Regions from separate parts of the Homo sapiens genome. Here all the other regions are linked to region 2. Evidence: read pairs that join two places in POLR2A ChIA-PET (ENCODE). Cell type or tissue: CD4-positive, alpha-beta T cell. All regions are shown on one strand. Region 1 overlaps DDX19B (DEAD-box helicase 19B). Region 2 overlaps ST3GAL2 (ST3 beta-galactoside alpha-2,3-sialyltransferase 2). Region 3 overlaps PDPR (pyruvate dehydrogenase phosphatase regulatory subunit).

The links. Peaks named below come from ENCODE experiments on the same cell type or tissue, not always from the same donor. Only the 100,000 strongest peaks of a DNase experiment are listed, where the experiment ranks them.
Region 1: POLR2A ChIA-PET joins it to region 2 with 6 read pairs; 3 of 35 experiments call an interaction of 5 or more read pairs at or near these places.
Region 3: POLR2A ChIA-PET joins it to region 2 with 6 read pairs; 3 of 35 experiments call an interaction of 5 or more read pairs at or near these places.

Annotation. Positions count from the first base shown.
Region 1 is chr16:70,323,416-70,327,415 of GRCh38, reverse strand. DDX19B (DEAD-box helicase 19B) reads right to left here. Exons shown (of 12, transcript NM_007242.7): 6 at 2,729-2,831; 7 at 1,728-1,842. All of the region lies in intron 3 of DDX19A-DT (DDX19A divergent transcript), which reads left to right. Among named protein-coding and RNA genes, the nearest start is that of DDX19A-DT, 21 kb to the left of the region's middle. In CD4-positive, alpha-beta T cell, no CTCF peak of the experiment used is centred here; no DNase peak of the experiment used is centred here.
Region 2 is chr16:70,407,194-70,411,193 of GRCh38, reverse strand. All of the region lies in intron 1 of ST3GAL2 (ST3 beta-galactoside alpha-2,3-sialyltransferase 2), which reads left to right. Among named protein-coding and RNA genes, the nearest start is that of ST3GAL2, 30 kb to the left of the region's middle. In CD4-positive, alpha-beta T cell, no CTCF peak of the experiment used is centred here; a DNase peak (open chromatin) is centred at 2,153.
Region 3 is chr16:70,123,294-70,127,293 of GRCh38, reverse strand. PDPR (pyruvate dehydrogenase phosphatase regulatory subunit) reads right to left here. Exons shown (of 19, transcript NM_017990.5): 4 at 1-34. Among named protein-coding and RNA genes, the nearest start is that of PDPR, 11 kb to the right of the region's middle. In CD4-positive, alpha-beta T cell, no CTCF peak of the experiment used is centred here; no DNase peak of the experiment used is centred here.

The DNA.
Region 1 (4,000 bases), 84 kb after region 2:
GACGACAGGCACATGCCACCACACCTGGCTAATTTTTCTATGTTTAGTAGAGATGGGGTTTCACCATGTTGGCCAGGATGGTCTCTATCTCCTGACCTCGTGATCCACCCACCTCGGCCTGCTAAAGTGCTGGGATTACAGGCATGAGCCACCATGTTTGGCCTACAAAAAAAATTTTTAGAAAATTAGCTGGGTGTGGCCAGGCACGGTGGCTCGTGCCTGGAGTCAGAACTCCAGCCTAGGTGACCTAGCGAAACTGTCTCAAAATAAAAAAAAGAAGGCGGCCAGGCGCAGTGGCTCACGCCTGTAATCCCAGCACTTTGGGAGGCCAAGGCGGGAGGATCACGAGGTCAGCAGATAGAGACCATCCTGGCTAACACAGTGAAACCCCGTCTCTACTAAAAATACAAAAAATTAGCTGGGCGTAGTGGTGGGCGCCTGTAGTCCCAGCTACTCAGGAGGCTGAGGCAGGAGAATGGTGTGAACCCCAGAGGCAGAGCTTGCAGTGAGCCAAGACTGTGCCACTGCTCTCCAGCCTGGGCGACAGGGCGAGACTCTCTCTCAAAAAAAAAAGAAAGAAGTCTGGGCACAGTGGCTCACACCTATAATCTCAGCACTTTGGGAGGCCGAGGCAGATGGATAACCTGAGGTCAAGAGTTTGAGACCAGCCTGGCCAACGTGGTGAAACCCCATCTGTACTAAAAATACAAAATTAGCCAGCCATGGTGGCAGGCACCTGTAATCCCAGCTACTTGGGAGTCTGAGGCAGGAGAATCACTTGAACCCGGAGGGCAGAGGTTGCAGTGAGCCAAGATCATGCCACTGTACTCCAGCCTGAGTGACAGAGCAAGACTCTGTTTCTAAAATAAATAAATAAAAATAAACAAATCTAGAATGTAGAATTTTTGTTTGTTTGTTTTTTGTTTGTTTGCTTGTTTTGAGACGGAGTCTCGCTCTGTCGCCCAGGCTCGAGTGCAGTGGCGCTATTTCAGCTCACTGCTAGCTCTGCCTCCCAGGTTCACACCATTCTCCTGCCTCAGCCTCGCAAGTAGCTGGGACTACAGGTGCCCGCCACCACGCCTGGCTAATTTTTTTGTATTTTTATTAGATACGGGGTTTCACCATGATAGCTAGGATGGTCTCAATCTCCTGATCTCGTGATCTGCTGCCCGCCTCGGCCTCCCAAAGGGCTGGGATTACAGGCGTGAGCCACCGCGCCCGGCCAGAATGTAGAATATTTGAAAAGCAACTAGTCTGGTCTGTGCAAAATGTTAAATATAATAGGGAGAGAAAAAGGTAGGGGTACAATTCTAGATTGAAAGAAACAAGTACAACAACCAAACGCAACGTATAAACGCTAACTTGATCTTGGTCGAAAAACCAAACAGCTATAAAGGAAGACTTTGGGAACAGCTGGGGAGGAATAAAAATGGACTGGTATTAGTTATTCTAGGAAATCTGTTAATTTTCCTGGTTGTGATAAAAGGGTATCCATAGGTATGGCAAAGAATGTCCTCATGAGGTGCATGTCTGCAGTTTACTTTCAAATGGTTTGACAAAAATGTATACATTTATGTAAAGCAAATATGGCAAAATGTTAAGTTTTTGAATCTAGCTGGAGAACATACATGTGTTTATTGTATTATTTCAACTATTGGGTGGGTTTTGAAATATTTCAAAATAAAAAGAATTAGGTTGATGATTTAGGACCAAATTCACATACTCACATTTATTGCCTCGAACAGCATAAGCTAGCTTCAGTTCAGGGTAAAATTTGCCCATTTGTTCAATCACTTTTCCTGTTTGGAGGGCGAGCTCATACGTTGGGGAGAGACATAGACACTGGCAGGAAAAGAATGCAGAGTGCAAATTCAAGACAATAGCTCTTTTGCAAAGGGGAATTACCATTAGTACTTAGCCACTCCTCCAGCTGAAGCTGAAGGAAAGAATATGTACATTAAAATGTACACCATTTGATTCTTTAAGCTACAGAGTCATAAGCTAGAATTCTTAGGGGTCAGAACTCTGGCTGGGTAAAGACACTTGAAAACAGATACTGGCCACTGCAATACAAAAACCCACCCATGAGCAAGGATCTAAAGTTCCAATTGGCATTAGCTTTCTTTTCGTTTACTCAGAAAGCTCTCAGAACTTTCTAATGGATGGCAGTTGCTGATGAAACAGGTTTTCCTGCAAGTAAAGGAGCCAAGCCTGTAAGAAGCATCCCAGAACTGGCACACCATGGAAAAAGGAAACAGGATTTTTATTGCCATTGGAAGATATCCCGTATTATTTGTGCTCAATTTAAGGAGTTTCAGTTTGTGTAAAAAGTAATGCATAGCTTGGCTTTTATTTTATTTTTTTGAGACAGAGTTTCGTTCTTTTTGCCCAGGCTGGAGTGCAATGGTGCGATCTCAGCTCACTGCAACCTCCGCCTCCCGGGTTCAAATGATTCTCTTGCCTCAGTTTCCCAAGTAGCTGGGATTACAGGCACATGCCACCAGGCCCAGCTAATTTTTTATTTTTAGTAGAGACAGGGTTTCACCATGTTGGCCAGGCTGGTCTAGAACTCCTGACCTCAGGTGATCCGCCCACCTCGGCCTCCCAAAGTGCTGGGATTACAGGCATGAGCCACTGCACCCAGCCCATAGCTTGTCTTTTAATCCATCAAATGGAAATCCCCTTCTATCTATGCATTAGTAGAAAACCTAAATTCATAAATCCTTACCTGGGGGTATTTGTTTGCAGGTTCTACTTGGCTAAGCATGGCCAGCACGAAGGCAGCTGTTTTACCAGTACCAGACTGAGATTGGGCAATTAAGTTCTGTGGGCTGCGCAAGAAACAAACTAGTTAGGAGCTTAAATCTCAACCTTTTAGTTAACAAAGTTTAAAAAAATGAGTATTAAAAATTCATTTATAGGAGACCTTGGATTATGTAGCAGAGTTACATATGCTAGCTTCACAAGAACAGGGCACTATAGAAATAAGATTTTCTGGTGGGATTTGAAGCACTCCACATCTTCTTCTTTTTTTTTTTTTTTTTTTTTTTTTTGAGATTAGGTCTCACTCTGTTGACCAGGCTGGAGTGCAGTGGCACAATCTTGGCTCACTGCAGCCTCAACCTCCTGGGCTCAAGTGATCCTCTTGCCTCAGCCTCCCAAAGTGCTGGGATTATAGGTGTGAGTCACTGCAGTTGGCCTACTGATTCTTAAAATGTGAGTCAGCTCACATTACTTCTCTGCCCAAAGACCTTCCAATAATTCCTCGTTTCATTCAGAGTACAAGTTGAAACCCTCATAATGGCATACAGGTCCTGCATGATCTGCTCCCCATTACACCTCAGCTCTCATTTCCTACTACTCTCTCTCCCTTACTTCGTTCCACCACAGGGCCCTAGTACTGCTCAGAGAACATGCCAGTCATGCTCTTGTCTTAGGGCTTCTGCCTTGGCTGTGCTCTGCTTGGGACAACTGTCCCCAGATAACATGCTAACTCCCTTCTCTCCTTCAAGTCTTTGCCCAGATATCTACTTCAGGAGATCCTACCTTAACCACTTGATTTAAAAGTGTAATCTACCTTGAAATGCCTAAAAAAAACAAGATGTAGGTTTTGGTAGCAGGGTAGGGGGTAAGAGTGGCAAGAACCAAGTCTTGCCTTGAAGGTGGCAAGAAGCAGCTCAAGAAGCAGGCAAGGCCAGGCGCGGTGGCTCATGCCTGCAATCCCAGAACTTTGGGAGGCCGAGGTGGGTGGATCATTCGAGGTCAGGAATTTGAGACCAGCCTGGCCAACATGGTAAAACCCTGACTCTACTAAAAATACAAAAATTAGCCAGGCATGGTGGTGGGCGCCTGTAGTCCCAGCTCCTTGGGAGGCTGAGGCAGGAGAATCGCTTGAACCCACGAGGCAGAGGTTGCAGTGAGCCGAGATCGCGCCACTGTACTCCAGCCTGGGTGATAGAGCGAGACTCAGTGTCAAAAAAAAAAAAAGAAAAAAGAAAAA
Region 2 (4,000 bases):
AGGCTGGTCTCGAACTCCTGACCTCAGGTGATCTGCCTGCCTCAGTCTCCCAAAGCGCTGGGATTACAGTTGTGAGCCACTGCGCCCGGCTGCTTATTTGGAAAGGAAAATCTTTCCAAGATGGCCCTAACACATACTCCCTTGGGTCTCATTGACCTGAGCTGGTCCATCCTCAAACCAATTCCTGGTGAAAAAGGGACAGGCTTGCTGTGGTTGGCGCTGGTTGGCTTTGGCCAGTCTTGCATCATCTGCCAGGACTGGGTCCTTAGCTGCCCAAACAAATCAGGATTCTGTTGGCAAGCGAAAAAGAGAGTGGCCGCTGGTAGACAGCCAACAGTGTCTGCTACAGACGGCAAAACACAGAGACAAAAAAAAAAAAAAAAAACAGGATCTAAATGGGCTTTTAATTTTTTTTTTTAAGAGAAAACTAGAATTGTTGACCACATTACCAAGGAAGAATAAGAATAGAGAATTTTATTGTTAAGCCACACCAAATTTCTGCCTTGTTAAGAGAATGGCATTACTGAAAAACTGAAGACTTCATCAAGAAAATGTACATAAGCTAACAATATAAGATTAATCACTAAAAAAAAAGTAATATAATTTCCAGACCAGGAGGGGGAAAAAAAGTGGTGAGGGTTGGCCGGGCGTGTTGGCTCTCGCCTGTAATCCCAGCACTTTGGGAGGCCGACGCAGGCAGATCACGAGGTCAGGAGATCAAGACCATCCTGGCTAACATGGTGAAGCCCTGTCTCTACTAAAAATACAAAAAAAAATTAGCCGGGCATGGTGGTGGGCACCTGTGGTCCCAGCTACGGGGGAGGCTGAGGCAGGAGAATGGCATAAACCTGGGAGGCAGAGCTTGCAGTGAGCCGAGATCAAGCCACTGCACTCCAGCCTGGGTGACAGGGTGAGACTCCGTCTCAAAAAAAAAAAAAAAAAAAAAAAAAAAAGGTGAGGGTGGAGATAATATGTCAACCCAAGTCAGGAAAAGAAAAAAAATACAGAAAAAATAGTAGACAAAATACTGAATAAGATAGTAACATAACTCCAAGTGAAATGGATTAAACTCATCTATTTGAAAACAACAACAGCATCAGGTGAAATAAAAAGCAAAGAAGTCTGAGGACTGAGCAAGGTGGCTCATATCTGCAATCTCAGCTCTTTGGGAGGCCACGTTGGGAGGATCATTTGAGAACAGGAGTTGGAGATCAGCCTGGGCAACATAGCAAGACATCATCTCTACAACAACAAAAAAAACAACAAAAGTAGTGCACACCTGTAGTCCCAGCTACTTGGGAGGCTGAGGCAGGAGTCTGAGAGTTCAAGTCCAGCCTGGGGAACATAGCAAGACCCTGTCTTTATGAAAAAAAAAAAAAAAAAAAAAATTTAGCCAGGTCTGGTGGCGTATGCCTATGGTCCTAGCTACTCGGGGGCCTGAGGTAGGATCATTTGAGCCCAGGTGGTCGAGTCTACAGTCAACTGTGATTGCGCCACCGGCATTCCAGTCTGGGCAGCAGAGTGAGATCCTGTCTCAAAAAGGGGGAAAAAGCCTGGGCGCAGTGGCTGACACCTGTAATCCCAACACTTTGGGAGGCGGAGGTGGGCGGAACACCTGAGGCTGGGAGTTCGAGACCAGCCTGGCCAACACGGTTAAACCCCATCTCGACTAAAAATACAAAATTAGCCAGGCATGGTGGCGCATGCCTGTAATCCCAGCTACTCAGGAGACCGAGGCAGGAAAATTGCTTGAACCTGGGAAGTGGAGGTTGCGGTGAGCCAAGATCACGCCATTGTACTCCAGTCTGGGCAATAAGAGCAAAACTCCGTCTCAAAAAAAAAAAGCCGCCAGAGGCGGGAAGCTAGCTAGAATGTGGAGAGACCTGGTCTTCCCCACACAGGTGGTTTGAACTTTTTTCATAAAATAGAGATGAGGTCTCACTCTGTTGCCCAGGCTCCAACCCCTGGACTGAAGCGATCATCCAGCCTCAGTCTCCCAAAGTGCTGGGATTATAGGTGTGAGCCACCACAACCAGCCGAGAACTGTTTTTCTAGACGTTACTTCATGCCTTAGTGTAGATAGGTACAGCAAGATACTGGATTTCCCCCTGCCCACTCCGACTCAAAACACAGTGGGGCTCCCTCCTGAGGTAGCAGGTGGTGGATCTGAAGGGACCCTTCACCCCAACTCCCCTGCCGCACCCTCTCCCCGTGCCTCAGGGCCCAGCTTCCTCCTCTTAGAGGCCGTTTCTTTATTTTTTCTTTCTTTTTTTTTTTTTTTTTTTTTTTTTTTTTTTTTTTTTGTTTCTTTGAGCTGTCTCCTACAGGAAGAGGCTGTTAGGGTGCAGCCTCGATCTTTGTCCAGAGAAGACTGACAGTTTATTTCTCTAGGACTTCATTGAAAGCCAAAGTTATGCTCTTGGTTTGAAGAAGTGTGTTAGCTCTTGCCTTCTGGGTTTCTGGCTACAAACTCTGGGCGGCATCAAGAGGTACCAGAGCTGAGATTTCAGATGGATATAAAGTCAAAGTTGGATGTCCTGCAGGAAGGGAGGGGCTGCCCGAGGGTTTGGTGCTGCGGAGTGGAAAGGGCCTGAGTCCCTAGGGTAGCACTGAGGGGTCTGTGCCAGAGGCTGATACCAGGGTGTTGCAGTGCGGGTGACTTCAGTTAACCAAGCAGGGTGGTGAAGCGGCCCATTCTCAGACAGGTCAAGGACAGGCCTCGCTGCTTTTGAGTTGTTGGGGAGGGAGGGGCTTTCGGTAACTGGCCACCTGCGCCCACCCCCACCCCTCCGCCCCAGCTCCTTCTGCCTGGTTTGGGTGCTGCCCCCCACCCAGGAGGCAGGGAGTGTTCTGGGTTGCTAGGCTGGCAGGGATCTGGGGCACAGCGAATGTTTTGATGGTTGTACCCCAGTTAGTGGAAGAGTGCTTTGGGAAGGCAGTGGGGGCTGTGGAAGGAGCTCTGGGCTTGAAGTCATCAGACCTGGCATGGCGTTAAAGCATCTTCACTTCCGCCTGGCTGACCTTGTTCAGCTGGTCCTGGGACTCCTGCGCATACTAAATGAGAGGCTATCCCCCGAAAATGCTCAGAGGTTCATAAAGCATCGGTCCATTGGAGCAGTAGGCTGTGGCTTCATGCCTTTAGAATGAGCTTTGGGACACGTCCTCAGGCTGTGTGTAAGTGGGTGGAGAGGGGCTTTATCTTTCGTCTTTCTCCTCTCCCTCCCAGAGGCAAGCAGCACCCATCCCCCCAGGCTCCGTGCCTTATTTTGACGTTTCTTTTCTCTGCATGCCAAGAAGGTTGTATTCAGCTGTGCTGGTCTGAGGTGGTGCTTATCCTGTGCTTCATTAGGTTAAGTCGTTGATGGCTGTCTCCTGGGATCTGACCGAGAATTGGCTCTAAAGCTGCTACAGCCTCCAAAACAGTCCCTGCTGTTCTCGTTTTGGGGCACTCTTTGCTTTGCTCCTCAATCAGGTGCTTTTGTTTTTTCCTTCCATTTACCTGCGTGCTGGTGAGGGTCTCCTTTGAGGTTCCTTGTACTGGGAGGTGGAAGTAGCCCTTCGGCTGCATCTCCTGAGGATGGAAGGCGGGGTCTTCAAGGCCCTTGCTGCCCCTGACCTCTGGATCCTGGCTGCCAGTTCCTCTGGACAGCCTCAGCAACTTGGACATGGACCAGCCATTCAGGGGACATTTATTGATAAATGGTCTCCCCAAATTTGCCAAATTTGTGACCACAAACTTCTTAGAAGACTGTAGTATTGGCACAGTGGCTCACACCTGTAATTCCAGCACCTGGGGAGGCCGAGGCAGGCGGATCACTTGAGGTCAGGAGTTTGAGACCAGCCTAGCCAACATGGCGAAACCTCATCTCTGTTGAAAATACAAAAATTAGCTGGGCGTGGTGGCACGGGCCTATAGTGCCAGCTGCTTGGGAGGCTGGGGCAGGAGAATTGCTTGAACCCAGGAGGTGGAGGTTGCAGTGAGCCAATATTGCGCCACTGC
Region 3 (4,000 bases), 280 kb after region 2:
GCCAGCACAGAACCTGGTAGAGCCAGCAGCCAGCCTGCAGGATGGATGCAAAATGCTATTAGGTAGATTGACGTCATCTGTGAATACGAGGTCAGGGTTTCTCATTTAATACTGTTTCTAACACCAAAAGATGGAAACAAGCTGGGCACAGTGGCTCACACTTATAATCCCAGCACTTTAGGAGGCCAAGGTAGGAGGACTGAGGACTGCTTGAGGACAGGGGTTTACGACCAGCCTGGTCAACACAGGGAGAACCCATCTCTACCAACAACAACAACAAAATTAGCCAGGCATGGTAGCACATGCCTGCAGTCCCAGCTACTTGGGAGGCTAAGGCCAGAGGAGCGCTTGAGTTCAAAAGGTAGAGGTTGCAGTGAGCTGTGATCACATCTCTGCACTCCAGCTTGGGCAACAGGGTGAGAAAAATGTTCAATGACATGGGACAGATTTAAAATTCTGGATAGTTTAGGCCAGGCACAGTGGCTCATGCCTGTAATCCCAGCACTTTGACAGGCTGAGGTAGCAGGTTCACTGGAGGCCAGGAGTTCAAGACTGGCCTGGGCAACATAGCCAGACTGTGTCTCTACCAAAAAAAGATAAAAATAAAAATAAATAAACAAATAAAAATAAAGGCTGAGTGCGGTGGCTCACGCCTGTAATCCCAGCACTTTGGGAGGCTGAGGTGGGCGGATCACAAGGTCAGGAGATCGAAACCATCTTGGCTAACACAGTGAAACCCCGTCTCTACAAAAAATACAAAAAATTAGCCAGGCATTGTGGCAGGCGCCTGTAGTCCCAGCTACTCGGGAGGCTGAGGAAGGAGAATGGCATGAACCCGGGAGGTGGAGCTTGCAGTGAGTCAAGACTGTGCCACGGCGTTCCAGCCTGGGTGACAGAGCGAGACTCCGCCTCAAAAAAAAGTAAAAAAAATAAAGATAAAAGTTAGCCAGGCTACTTGGGAAGCTGAGGCAAGAAGATCCCTTGATCCCAAAAGTTTGCGGCTGCAGTGAGCTAGCATTGTGCCACTACACTTCAGACTAAGCAATAGAGCAAGACCCCATCTCTAAAATAAAATAAAATTTTGGAATTCATCTATACAATGGAATATTATGCAGCTATAAAAAAGAATGAAAAGGTCTTTATGTACCAAAATGGAACAATCATAATGAAAAAGCAAGGTGAAGAACAGTGTGTAAGGTATGCTCCCACTTATATAAAAAAGAGAAAAAATATAATAAATGAATATCCATACACATATACACAAACCTACCAACACATAATTGCTTATAGAAGTAGAGAATATAACTAGAACTTAACTTCCCTCCAGAGAGAAAGCTTTTTGTTAGAAGTGAAGATTGAGGGCTGGGTGCAGTGGTTCACATCTATAATCCCAGCACTTTGGGAGGCTGAGGCAGGCAGATCACTTGAGGTCAGGCGTTCGAGACCAGCCTGGCCAACATGGCGAAACCCCATCTCTACTAAAAATACAAAAATCAGCCGGGCATGGTGGCAGGCGTCTGTAATCCCAGCTATTCAGAAGGCTGAGGCAGGAGGATCGCCTGAACCCAGGAGGCAGAGGTTGCAGGAGCTGAGGCTGCACCACTGCACTACAGCCTGGGTGACAGAGCAAGACTCCATCTTAAAAAAAAAAAGAAAGAAAAGGAAAGAACATTGGGGAGTCTTTTTCCTGTATACTCTTTTACATATATATATATATACTTTTTTTTTTTTTTTTTTTTTTGAGACGCAGTTTCCCTTGTCACCCAGGCTGGAGTGCAATGGCACAATCTCGGCTTACTGCAACCTCTGCCTCCTGGGTTCAAGCTATTCTCCTGCCTCAGTCTCCCGAGTAGCAGGGATTACAGGTGTGTGTCACCATGCCCAGCTAATTTTTGTTTTTTTGTTTGTTTGTTTTTTTAGAGACGGAGTTTTGCTCGTCACTCAGATTGGAGTGCAATGGCACAATCTCGGCTCACCGCAACCTCCACCTCCCAGGTTCAAGCAATTCTCTTGCCTCAACCTCCCAAGTAGCTAGGATTACAGGTGTGCACCACCATGCCTGGCTAAATTTGTATTTTTAGTAGAGATGGGGTTTTGCCATGTTGGCCAGGCTGGTTTCGAATTCCTGACCTTAGATGATCCACCCGCCTCAGCCTCCCAAAGTGCTGGGATTACCGGCATAAGCCACTGCACCCAGCTTCTTTTACATATTTTCAATTTTGAATCATATAAATACATTGCCTATTCAAAAGTACATAAACTTTACATTGAAAAAAATGTTCTCTAATTTGTGGTAGCAACAGAATATAAAGGCTACAGTAATGCTAGGGCCCAAAGACCCAGTTTTGCAAGGGACCCATATGTCAAGAAAGCAGGTGGGGGGTTCTAAGGTCATTTTCCCCAAATTATTTATCACTCAGTAAATAAACTAACATCTGTGTCAGCATGCCTGTCACTTGAGTTTACTGTATTTACTCTAATAATTATATTTTCCACATAAGATTGTCAGCTCCCTAAAGAGATTTTTCTATCATCTTTGTAACTGTGTGGAGCTCCACCCCAGGTGGGAGTTCCATTAACTGGCTGGTGGTCAGCACCTATAGCTCTGGTGACGTCTCTGCTGGGATAGCACTCCTTGAGCAGCTTTGACAGTGGCTCTCGCCCTTGGAGGTACATTAGAGTCCCCGGGGAAGCTTTTAAAAATATTGATGCCTGGCCTCACCCCTAGAGATTCTGGTTTGTTCTGGGGAGAGGTCTGGGCACTGGTAATTGTTAAAAGCTCCCCAGCTGATTCTAATGTGCAGACAGATTTAAGACCCATTGATCTATGAGAACAATAGTGAAGATGGACAAGAGGAATAATTATACATAAAGGGCAGTATAAAACCATTTCACAAGCCACGGATAAGGCATAATAATAACTATTATTTTTTGAGACAGTCTCACTCTGTTGCCCAGGCTGGAGGGCAGTGGCACAAACTTGGCTCACTGCAATCTCTGCCTCCCAGGTTCAAGCAATTCTCCTGCCTCAGCCTCCTGAGTAGCTACAATTACAGGCTTATGCCACCACGCCCAGCTAATTTTTGCATTTTTAGTAGAGACGGGGTTTCCCCATGTTGGGCAGGCTGGTCTTGAACTCCCGACCTCAGGTGATCCACCCACCTTGGCCTCCCAAAGTCGTGGGATAACAGGCATGAGCCACTGCACTTGGCCGAGGCATAATTTTTTTTTTTTTTTTTGAGACTGAGTCTTGCTCTGTCGCCCAGGCTGGGGTGCAATGGTGCGATCTTGGCTCACTGCATCCTCCGCCTCCTGGATTCAAGTGATTTTCCTACCTCAGCCTCCCGAGTAGCTGAGATTAACAGACGCGAATAACCACTCCCAGTTAATTTCTGTATTTTTTAGTAGAGACGGCGTTTCACCATGTTGGCCAAGCTGGTCTCGAACTCCTGATCTCCGGTGATCCACTCACCTTGGCCTCCCAAAGTCCTGGGATTACAGGTGTGAGCGATCGTGCCTGGCTGGCGTAATTATTTTTAAGTGTGAGGTTTAAATAGTCTGCCTTATATCAATTCTAAGGTATTATATAATCTTGAAGCAACAAATTAAACCAAAAATGAACCTCCCTAGGGTCTCCCACTTAGAAACATTTACACTGCGATTAGTTTATCACTTTTTGTGGAAATACCTGATAATTAAATTTAAAAGGATTTCAAAAAATAGGAGAAAGACTTTGACATCAAGGAAGCATTATGAGGCCAAGTGTGGCGGCCCACACCTGTAACCCCAGTACTTTGGGAGGTTGAGGTGGGCGGATCACTTGAGCCCAGGAGTTTGAGGCCAGCCTGGACAACAAGGTGAAATCACGTCTCTACCAAAAAAACAAAAAATTAGCCAGGCATGGTAGTGCATGCCTGTAGTCCCAGCTACTCAGGAGGCTGTGGTGGGAGGATCACTTGAGCCCAGGAGGCAGAGGTTGTAGTGAGCTGAGATTGAACCA